Linked DNA regions of Mus musculus: region 2 is linked to region 1. Evidence: chromatin loops called from intact Hi-C (ENCODE). Cell type or tissue: left cerebral cortex. All regions are shown on one strand. Each heading gives the region's core, and the rest is flanking DNA. Links, peaks and the distances in the headings are about the cores only.

What was found. A loop is a pair of places that touch in the nucleus more often than their neighbours do. Peaks named below come from ENCODE experiments on the same cell type or tissue, not always from the same donor. Only the 100,000 strongest peaks of a DNase experiment are listed, where the experiment ranks them.
Region 2: it touches region 1 in a loop (6-fold over the local background); 5 of 42 quality-filtered maps call a loop at or near these places.

Annotation. Positions count from the first base shown.
Region 1 is chr10:82,351,250-82,356,743 of GRCm38, forward strand. It overlaps Gm4924, which reads left to right and starts at 3,276. Exons shown (of 4, transcript XM_017314182.1): 1 at 3,276-3,410. The coding sequence starts at 3,288. In left cerebral cortex, for the core only: no CTCF peak of the experiment used is centred there; DNase peaks (open chromatin) are centred at 3,027 and 3,302; H3K4me3 peaks cover 1,127 bases; H3K27ac peaks cover 1,168 bases.
Region 2 is chr10:82,614,212-82,619,705 of GRCm38, forward strand. No RefSeq gene overlaps it. Among named protein-coding and RNA genes, the nearest start is that of 1190007I07Rik, 6.3 kb to the right of the region's middle. In left cerebral cortex, for the core only: no CTCF peak of the experiment used is centred there; no DNase peak of the experiment used is centred there.

The DNA.
Region 1 (5,494 bases), core at 428-5,427:
TTTTACAGGTATTAGGGAACATATTGGTTTTTTTTTAATAGTCACTACTCACTAGAAGGAAAATAGAATGCGATTACATTGTCACTTTATACTGCTTGAAAAAATTTGCTGGTATATATAAGCTATGAGAGAAACAATAAACTTGTTGGAACTTTGTCCATCCATCAAATGTATATGTATGTGTTAAAGCCTGGGTAAAATGTCAAGACCTAGGCAGCTGTTACCTGGGTAGCCTATCATTATAAGGAAACTTTCTCATGTGTTTCTTATGTTACTAGGAAACTTTTTGCTGCCAAGATTGATTCCATATTTTGTTATATTTTTGCCCTTGGAAACCAATCACATTAAAAGTCAATACAACTGTTTTGTAGAGTTACCCACAATAAGCTTGGAGCCGGCACGATCACCCAGAAGCACTTCTTGCAATTGTGTATAAGCTTTTCTTGTGTTTGCCTTTATAAACTGCCCCTGGTTTGCAAGTTAAGACATAAGTGTTAGACAAGTCCCATCCTGGTAGACAAGTTAACACATGAATATTAGATAAGGCAATTCCCCCACTACAGTTGAATATCCCAACCAATGGGAGCAGGATAGATACACAACAAAGACAAGTTGCTAAGGAACTCTCTTATCCCTAAATTCTGATTGGTGAAATAACTTGGCATAAATATTTGTAGATTTTGGGCTTGAACACCCTGTAGGATCTTAACTCAGGGTCATTGTTCAGCCCCCAAATCTGGACCATGGCCCTGGAGCACATTCTCAGTCACCTGTCCTGAGCCGGGCGAGGTGGCCACGCCTCTAATCCCAGCACTCGGGAGGCAGAGGCTGCGGGTTTCTGAGTTCGAGGCCAACCTCGTCTACAGAGTGAGTTCCAAGACAGCCTGGGCTGCACAGAGAGACCCTGTCTCGAAAAAAAACCAAGAAAAAAAAAAAAGACCTGTCCTGGTCTGACTGAAATTAGTGTCTGTGTGGTTTGTGAGGCAATTCCTGCACCCCAACAGTATGTATATGTGTAAAACTTGTGTGGGTGTGTGTTGGAACTTGCTCCATCCACCAACTGTATGTATATGTGTATATTTGTGTGAAATGCTTGGAGCCTGCTTGCTGGAGCTTTGCTTCATCCATTCATTGGGTGACTATGTCTGTCTGTCTGTATGTCTATATGCATGTATTTATATGTATGAAAGTTATTGGAGTCTGACTTTTGCTACATCCACTCAGTGTGTGTGTGTGTGTGTGTGTGTGTGTGTGTGTGTGTGTATGACTTTCTCTCTCTTTACTTTCTACTGGTCCCTAATTAGTTAAAAGAGTTCAGAGTAATTTGCCGGCCACAGGGTGTGCCAGCTGCAGTGACTCAAGCTTTGCTCTCTCAGAGAAAGTCAGCTGAGTAATTTCTCTAATCTCTGCCTGCCATAGGCAGCAGCCAGCATCAGTCCAGATAGTGACCAGAACCCTGTCAGCCCTTGGTGCTAAGCTGTCAGCTGTTCTCAGTACTAATCCCAATTGCCAACAGCAACCTCACTGCCTGCCTTGGTTTACCCTGTAGTGTTAAAGACCAGCTGAAAACTTTGAGCATTCCACTCACTGTATTCTCAAAAAGAGCAAGGGTCAATATAAAGTTTTTTTTGGTGGCGATCGTCATAGCTATCATCATGTTCACAAGTAAAATGGTGTAAATAAACATAAGCTTATGCTTTGAAGTTGTGAGATGCTTAGTGTGCTGGAACGTGAAGATAAGGACCCTGGCACGGTCATCTTGGAAGGGAGGCCAACATTGCTAAATTAAATTTTCTGCTGTCTAGTTCTTCATGTATAAATAGTTTATCAGAGCTGTATATGTTAATAAATGTGCTTAACATGAGCCATCAGGTTATGCTAGACATATTGAGCTTAACCCTTCTATCCCTGTCTTCTCACCCCAGGTCCTTACACTGGTCACTCCATTTTGGGGGCAGGAGTGGCTAATTGTTGGTATTTGGTGTCATAGACCAAGCTGCTTTTGTGTGTGTGTGTGTGTGTGTGTGTGTGTTTCTTTGACTGTCCTGAGACTCTCCGTAGATTGGGTTTAAACTTTTGATGTCTTGTTTTCACCTCCCAAATGCTGGCATGATAAGCCTCTGTTACAACAGAAAGCTGGGGAAACGTTAATAATGTCTTGGCTACCAATATGCAGGGGAGAGAGGTGTGATCAATCCTAGGTGTGCCTTAGTGAAGTTGCTGATGCCTGATGAATAGCAAATTTTATATCCGATATTAAATTTGATCTAGGTGGGCTAGGCATCCTTAGCTGTGAGGCATGTGGATCACTCCACTGCACATTGTTTAATAATCCTTGTATTGTATCCTAGAGATCCTATGCCTACAAGGAGAAGTGCCTACTGAGTGCAGGAAAAAATGCAAGGGACAAGTTCTACTGCAATGCAAGTCTCTGCAGGTCTGGGAAAACTCTGTGCTTAAGATGGAAGCTGGAGCACATCACATACTTTCCTCCCTCCCCCCTCCCTCCCTCCCTCCCCCTCTCCTTCCCTCCTTCCTTCTTTCCTTTCCTCCTTTCTTCCCTTCTTCTTTCCCTCCTTTCTTTTTTTTAATGTGGCTATGATTTTTGAAAATTATTATTCATTTTGTCAATAAGGGTGTTTTACCTGCATGTATGTCTGTGCACCACCTGTGCATTTGGTGTCTTTGGAGACCAGAAAAGGACATCAGATCACCTGGCATTGGAGTTAAAAATGGCCGTGAGAATCTCTGTGGGTGTGGAAATCAAACCTGGGTTCTTTGAGAGAGCAGCCAGTGCTCTAAATTGCTGGGCCATCTCTCCAGCTCCATCTAGAAGGTCAGTTTAGAAAGGGCTTTCATAGATGATCCTTGTGATGGGGTCATGTGAACCACTGGGCTGTTAGACTTAAGAGAATTGTGTCGCTAAGGTAGCTGCTCCTGTCACTCAGCTCTCACCATCCAATCAGGACCTCCAGAAGGACCGTCACTTAGAATGGGGAGGGCACTTCCGGTCTGCCATGCTGGAGGCTAGGATACAGTGCTGAGAAAGGGGCTCCTGGTATTGCGTGGTACACTGCTACCCACTGGCGGGAGCTGAAAAGAGAGTGGGGAGAGCTCGGAATCTGCGCCATGGTGAGAGGGGCCGCCATCCCCATACGGGGAGGAGTCGCGGGAGCCCGCATGGCGTTCGTTCCGGGGTTCGCGAACCGGCAGCGAGTCGGTGCCCCCGTGAGGTCCCGTGAGTTCCGTGGGGTCCCTGCACCTCCCAGGCAAGAGCAGATCCCTGAATGACTTCGATCAGCTGCCTGCGCCTGCGCAAAGAATGGGGAACGGCGCCTTTGTGTGAAAACATCCTTGTTGACGTCACCGTGCAGCCAGTGCCTCTGCTGCTTTTATTATTGCAAGGGAAGGTAGATTTGCTAACAGGCAGAGCCCTAGTTCATCTAGCATCTTCTAGAAGTTCTGCACTTGGCACTTGACATTCGGGTGTAGGATCTGTCTGCAGTTAACTCTGCGCCGGTGTAAAGTCTGTGCTATTAACACATTCATGTAGATGGTTCACAGTAGTCCAGTCACGTGTTTTAGTAAGGCCAGACACACTGGGTTTCCTGGTTTCATGTGTCAACATTGATTATGTGTTAATTGTGTAGTTTGTTTTTTTCCCCCCTTAGTTTATTCTCATGTTCTGTCTCTTTATTCTTTCCCAGACATCTTTTGTTTGTTTGTTTGTTTGTTTGGTAGGTTTGTGTGTGTGTTATTGTTGTGGGTTGATTGATTTGCTTTGCTTTTTTTGAAACAAGAATTTCTCAGTGTGGACTAGGATGGCCTGGAACTCACAGAAATCCACTTGCCTTTCCTTCCCTAGGGTTAGGATTAAAGGTATGGACCACTACTGCATAGTTGTATTCAAAAATTTAAGTCAGAGGATGTTACAGTATTTAATATTCATTCTTGCCTTGATCATCTTTCACTCACGATTACCTTTTCTCATCAGTTTTTTGTTGTTGGAGCATAAATTGTTAGGCTTTTTATTGGACTTTTGCTGCCTCTGTAGCTCAAATTCTGTATTGTTGTAACATGATAGAGACATACTATCCAAGATGGCAGGACACCACATGGTAGCTTTCTACTCAAAGTTAGTTCAGCTCCCAGTTAAGGTGCGCCCATCCCAGTTTATCCCTGAGCCTTTTGCAAAAGGAGCTTTTAAGCACAAAAACCATGTTCTGGATTGACAAACTTCAGTTAAGAAGAACAGTCAGTCAGAAGTGGAACTAGAGAAGCCATGAACCAGGTTAGTTAATGAAGACATCCTGTAACTACGGACATCGATGGATTAGGCCTTTGCTTTTATGGTGGTAGGTGGCGCTGTCCATACTGAGTTTACAGCCTGAATGATACTGCCATCATGGAATCAGTTGTGCTAAGGTCTGGGGCTGTGTGTTACATTCCCCACTGGCCTTAGTGAATGAGTCAAATAATGGATTCATTCAATTTTAGTTTAAGATGCAGGGCCCCACTGTTAATCCAATCAGACTGAAAATTTTCAGTCAGTGCTGAAAGCAGGTTAGTTAGCTAGGGGACCAAGAGTACAGAGACTAGTATCAATTGTTTCCCTAAACATGGGAAGGTATTTTAAATTACTCCTGATCAATTAGCAAAGAAACAACAGGCTTTTTTTTTTTCCCCAAAGCAAGACATATTTTCTATTATCTTGTGAGAAGTAAATCTTCTCAATTTTGTAGGTTCATTTTTATAAGGGAATCTAACTTGTTTTAATTGAGAAGCAAACTTTTAATACCATTTGGTCCTGATCTTATACTTAGTTTGGAAAGCGTCAGAAGAGGCACATCTAGTCAATCCATTAGTACATGCCCACAAAGTACTCTCGGAGCTCGGTATGATCGTTATCCAGATGAATTCATCTATAGAGTAGAACATTAATATGGGCTGGCCCTAGTCACCATTGAATTTTGTCAGCCAATGAGCTGTTAGTCTGGCTAGTTCCTATCCACATGTAGTGTGACAGGGATCCGGTGTGTGAGCATAACCAACAGTCTTGACTGAATGCTGCCTGCAAATGTTTAACTCTGTCCCAGGGGATCCTTCCTGTGGCATAGAATCCCGCTCTACACTTTTTCCTATTTCCCCAGGGCCAGAATCTCTTTAAAGGAAGTTTTCTGAAAGCCCCAGTTTTAGAACCTCTCCCTCCCCCTTTTAATGGAAACTCCCTTCTTTTTGGCAACTAGGGGGCTCAGCTGCAGGGCATGCATAGAATTATAAACTCTTATGTCCCTATGTCAAAAGACAAACCTCCATATCTTTCCTTTCTATAATACAACTATGCATTTAAAGTGGGCATCAGCGAGCAAAGGTCAAAATGAATATTAGTTGCTGGTCTGTAGGTACATTAGGTAATACCTTCCCTGTATCTGTCTTAGTTCCCAGGTTGGGGAACTAAGCCTAAGGGGTTGGACCTGAGTTGGGGTTGGACCAT
Region 2 (5,494 bases), core at 331-5,330, 260 kb after region 1:
CACCTGGAAAAGCACCTGGCAGAGGAAATAGAAAAAAAGATCAACCTGAAGGCAAAGGAATCTGCTATGAAATCTTAATCCCTGTGTAGAAAGCATTAGTCAAGGACACAGTAGAGACATCCCAGTGATGAGCTGATGGCTGAGTGAAAACAGTGTCAGGTATAATGTAGGGAGAAGCTGAGAGGGCTAGGTAGGACACACTACAAGATGTCAGGTTTGAGCCTAGGTAAATGAGAAGCTGAAACCTCTAGTCACAAAATCTGACAATTTTCAATGTTGGGAGATATGGTGCCACTGGGAGCAATTCATGCCCTTTAATTAGAAATCTAAAGTAGTGCAGGAGAAGTGACCTGGAGGGAGAGTCTTCACAGAGGAATGCTCTAGATGAAGTTCACCTGTGAGCCTGTCTATAGAGGATCAAGCTCATTATCTTAATTGAACAACAACAATTTGGGCAGTGCCATTCCTTAGGATTGGGTACCAGCCTGCACAATAGCACAGAGCTTTAGATGATCACATGCAAGCAAGCTTACATGCATGCATTTATTTATCTCTGCTCTTGACTGTGGATATGACATGGGTGTCCCCTTTGCACATGTGCCTTGGCTTCACTGTGGCAATGCAGTATAACCTGGAAGTTCCAGTCACTGTGGTGGAAATGAAACTAAAAAGGTCTTGTTCCAGATAATCACGACTCTAAAACAACCCAGGGACAACAGTGGAAGATATCTGGTGGTTCCCTTCATCAGTTAAAGTTATCAAACTGTGGCTCCCAAGTCATGCTTGGTGAGGCACACTGCCTCTCTCCCTCTGAATGTCTCATCTCCAATCATAATCTAAATATTGCCTTCAGGGTGTTCTTATAAGGGTTAGAGGGACCTCTGTCAGTACATGCTGCCATGTGTCAGATGAGAGCGAAGAGGAGTTTCTAAGACCCTGAACATCCCTCCACTAATGATCTTCCAGGAATTACCAATCACATTGAGAGGCAAGCCTATGATACTCTGCTTGCTCCCCATCTGCCACCACCCCACTGATAGGTTAGTGAGCAGCATCTTTGCTGAATCAAGGAAGGAAGGTGCTCTGTAACAGCTGGATACTCGGATTTCTCATATTTAAGGAATAACCAGTGATATCAACCACTAGCACTTCTGCACATGACCCTTTTCCCAAGCCCTTACCTGCAGAGGAATTCTAGGTTCACACAGTGATGTGAACGACCTATATCTCACTTGATGGTGGCATCCAGGGAAGGAAGAGGCCCACACCGTGTTTACCAGACCTCCATACTACAGATGCTTGTGATGATGCAGCTGAGGTTGCTTGACTAATTGGTAGTGGCCTCCTCTCTGGCAGCCCTCTTTGGTTGTCCTTCCAGGTAGCCACATTCAGCAACTTCTTGTGGGAAAGCACCAGGATCTTCAAGGGAGAAGTGAGAGGATGGAATATCATGGGATGAGAAGGACAGAGTCCATAGTACCTGGGCCATTATCCAGCCCATAGCTTCCTGACATCCTGACATTGTACTGAGACTCTGGATAGAAGATGGTGAATAGACCAGAGCATGAGCTCCCCAGGAAGAGAGGCTTGGGGGTCAAATTCCCAGAAGATGAGGACAGCAGAGAGTGTACAGATGGTAGAACATTACAGGATAGTCCCATGTTCCTAGACAAGCAGGTCAATCCCCGTGTAATGCCATTCAGAAAAGACTTAGCAACTGAAGATGGAAGCAGAGAAAAGTGTCTTTCTAAGCTGATGACTGATCACAATGTCTAATGTGCTGAGAGAAACAGAGCTAACCATATCCAGTGGCTCCATCTTGTGCTGCCTCTAGGCATTATAGAAATCTGGCTAGTCAATGCACTGTGCTAGTCAGGTTCCTGTTTATCCAAAATAAACAACTTCTATGGAAATGAAGCTGCACCCCAGAAGTCAATCAGAGTAGGAGAACTTTCCTGAAGTGGGAGGGCAGGTCTGCAAACTGACCAGTGAGTGCCAGAGTGTTCAGGGAAATCATTCATACCACATAATGTTCAACGAATGAAGAGAAAGAGGCCCTCACAGAAGATCCTGAAGAGTCTCTGTGTGGGACATGGCAGCCAAGGAGCCCTCAACCCTGTCAGCACTTCAGGGCTCTATTCATCCTAGAACTACTAATTTTGGGCTGGGATTGAAGGAAGTTTGAGAAGTGTGATGAGATCAAGCACACAGTGAGAAAGCCACATGGGACCTCCCCATCTTCCTCACCTGGTCTTTCCATTCAAGTGTACACACTGTCCTTTCTGAGACAGAATGTTCCAGGTTAGAGGTTGGAAGCTTATATTTTCAATGCTGAATTAGGTTTTTGGATCGTGAGCAGCATTAGCCACAACTACAGTTCAAAATCAGAGTTCAAGAGGTTGTGCCTTCACTGAGAGAGCAGGTCCAGACTCGCAGTTCAAACTACACTCAGCAGCCCCAAACAGGAAAGGACTTTGGTGCACAGCATCAGAATTTTGGCTCTAGCCTGTGTTATGTCTATCAGGAAAGTCTCATGAACTTTGACTTTTCTGAAGGACAGAATCATAGTAGCTGGAGACATCTAAAGAGAAAATAGTGACAGGAGGTCAGAGCACAGACAATATAGGTAGCCCCTCCTACCTGTATCTCAGTGTCTTATTTTCATAGTTATGAAAAATCCTGAATAGTAAGAGGAGCGTCTTCATGAGAGAGAATGCAAACTAAAGTGCTGAGGGACAACCAAGGTCCAGAATTCCTTCTGGTGACAGTTTTAATCTGCGCACCCTACTTGATTAGAAACTCAACATGCATATGTGAAAAAGAGTGGATCTCCATGCAGGAACATGGCCTCTTGTTTCTGGTATTCCTACATTGTCCAGCCATCAGGATGGCCTCTGACTTTCCCATCACCAGCACAAGGGGAGTGTAGAGTTCAGGCCTTTGGTATGTTGAGACACCTAACACCCCTAGGACCTATGATCTGAGTGGAAAACACCATTTCACCAAGAGATGAATTACAATAAATTTCCTTGAGGGTGTCTATAGAAATCTCTCTATCACAGATACTCATCAGGTCCAGTCATTCATGATGGCTGCCAGTCACATAGTTGTTCCCATAGTCCTCTGTGTCAGGTCTTCTTTCTCTCCACACTTAGCCCAGCAGAACTGTCTACTTAGGGACAGTGTTTGCCAACAACTTGTTCTAGGATGGGAACTACCAGTTTCATTACTGCCTTTTTACCTGTTTTCAAGTGGACTTACCTCACCAACTTCGTCTTCCTGGATGTCCTGGACTGTGTCAGTGTGTTAGCTCCTTGGGCACAAGTTGTCCATGACACTAATGATCCTGGGATCTAGCACCTAGCTAGAGCCTTGCACATCACTATGACTATAGAATGGCATCTGAGAAAAGGTCAGATAATACCACTTCACATAGACAGTCTAGAAGCTGGGGTCACATATCAGAGCCAATCTTCACCCTTCCTCCTTGTGGGTAAGAATTAAGTCAGGCCTGTGAAGGGAAGAATGGCTTCCATGATGCAAGAGGAAGACTGGAGCAGGCACAGTCCAGGAAATGAGGAACAGGCTGCATCCCAAGAGCTGGGAGTCCAGCTCTCTCAGACACCCCACACTTAGAACACAATCCCTAGAAAATGCAGTGGCAGTGGTCAGGGGACACCCACTGACTGATCTGTAGAGGCCCTCCTCTAGGCTCTTTAGTTCAAGACTGAGCAGCAAGGATGAGGGAGAGTCAGGGAGAAGTTGCTGTCGTTTGGTGACAGGACTGTTACTAGGAAGACTCCAGCATAGAATGAAGGTCTGAAGAGGGGAGAAGTGGTTGCACCATAAAGCTTCTAGATACATCTGAGCCTCACATCACTTTTGCATGACACCTCCCACTGTCACAGTCCTCCTCTCATTACTGTCTCCTCAGTGACAGTAGCACCTTGTATGGCCTGGTCTCCTATATGGAGACAGAGAAATCGTCATATGATCTTAAAAGGCATAATATTCTTGTCAGAGGATAGTCTACTGGGACATGGGCTTCTGCAGCAGCTGGTGACAACACTGCAGCTTGAAGTGAAAGGGACCACGTCCATCCACACTGTTCATATCCAGCTTCACTCATACAAGCATTGGATTTCTCAGTAGCATCTCTTGGCCTTGGACTCCACATCATGACACTGTGTCTTCTGTATCTACTGGGCCACTCCTCATGTGTCTTCTGGCCCTAATGAAGACACATTTCATTCTGTAGACCCCAGACTCCATCCAAGGTCCTGCACGTCTCCCACACTGAACTCCCCCCCCCCCCCCCGAACTTGATTCTGGACAGCACTCGTGGAGAGGCCTCAAAAATCTCTGTCCACTCTGGATTTGAACCTTAGAAGCCTTAATGTAGCATTGTATAACAGGAATCATGATAACATCTCTTTTTAAACTCTGGGCACAAAAATTGCCATTATAATCAAGTTTATTCAGAGAAGAATCATAATTGAAGGAGCCACTGCAAATGGTCTCGTGTGATATTGAAAATAAGCACCTACCTAGTCAAACGCTAGAGATGCTCTTAGGCAGTTCTTAAGAGACACTGGACCAGGCATGGTCCTTTATACCTGTAATCTCACTGTTTGGGAAGTGGAAGCAAAAAGACTCTTAGTACCCTAGCAAGATTTTATTGAAAGGACCCAGATGTAGCTATCTCTTGTGAGACTACGCCGGGGCCTAGCAAACACAGAAGTGGATGCTCACAGTCAGCTAATGGATGGATCACAGGGCTCCCAATGGAGGAGATAGAGAAAGAACCCAAGGAGCTAAAGGGATCTGCAACCCTATAGGTGGAACAACATTATGAACTAACCAGTACCCCGGATCTCTTGACTCTAGCTGCATATGTAACAAAAGATGGCCTAATCGGCCATCACTGGAAAGAGAGGCCCATTGGACACGTAAACTTTGTATGCCCCAGTACAGGGGAACGCCAGGGCCAAAAAGGGGGGGTGGGTGGGTAGGGGAGTGGGGGTGGGTGGGTATGGGGGACTTTTGGTATAGCATTGGAAATGTAAATGAGCTAAATACCTCATAAAAAATGGAAAAAAAAAGACTCTTAGTTTGAGGTCAGCATGTGCTACACACACAGCAAGACCTTTTTGTAGAGACCTATTGTACTGGTTGGTTTTGTGTGTCAACTTGACACAAGCTGGAGTTATCATAGAGAAAGGAGTTTCAGTTGAGGAAATGCCTCCATGAGATCCAGTTGTAAGGAATTTTCTCAATTAGTGATCAAGGTGGGGAGGGTCAGTGTGGGTGGTACCATCTCTGGGCTGGTAGTCTTGGTTCTATAAGAGAGCAGGCTGAGCAAGCCAGGGGAAGCAAGCCAGTAAGTAACATCCCTCCATGGCCTCTGCATCAGCTCCTGCTTCCTGCCCTGCTTGAGTTCCAGTCCTGACTTCCTTTGGTGATGAACAGCAATGTGGAAGTGTAAGCTGAATAA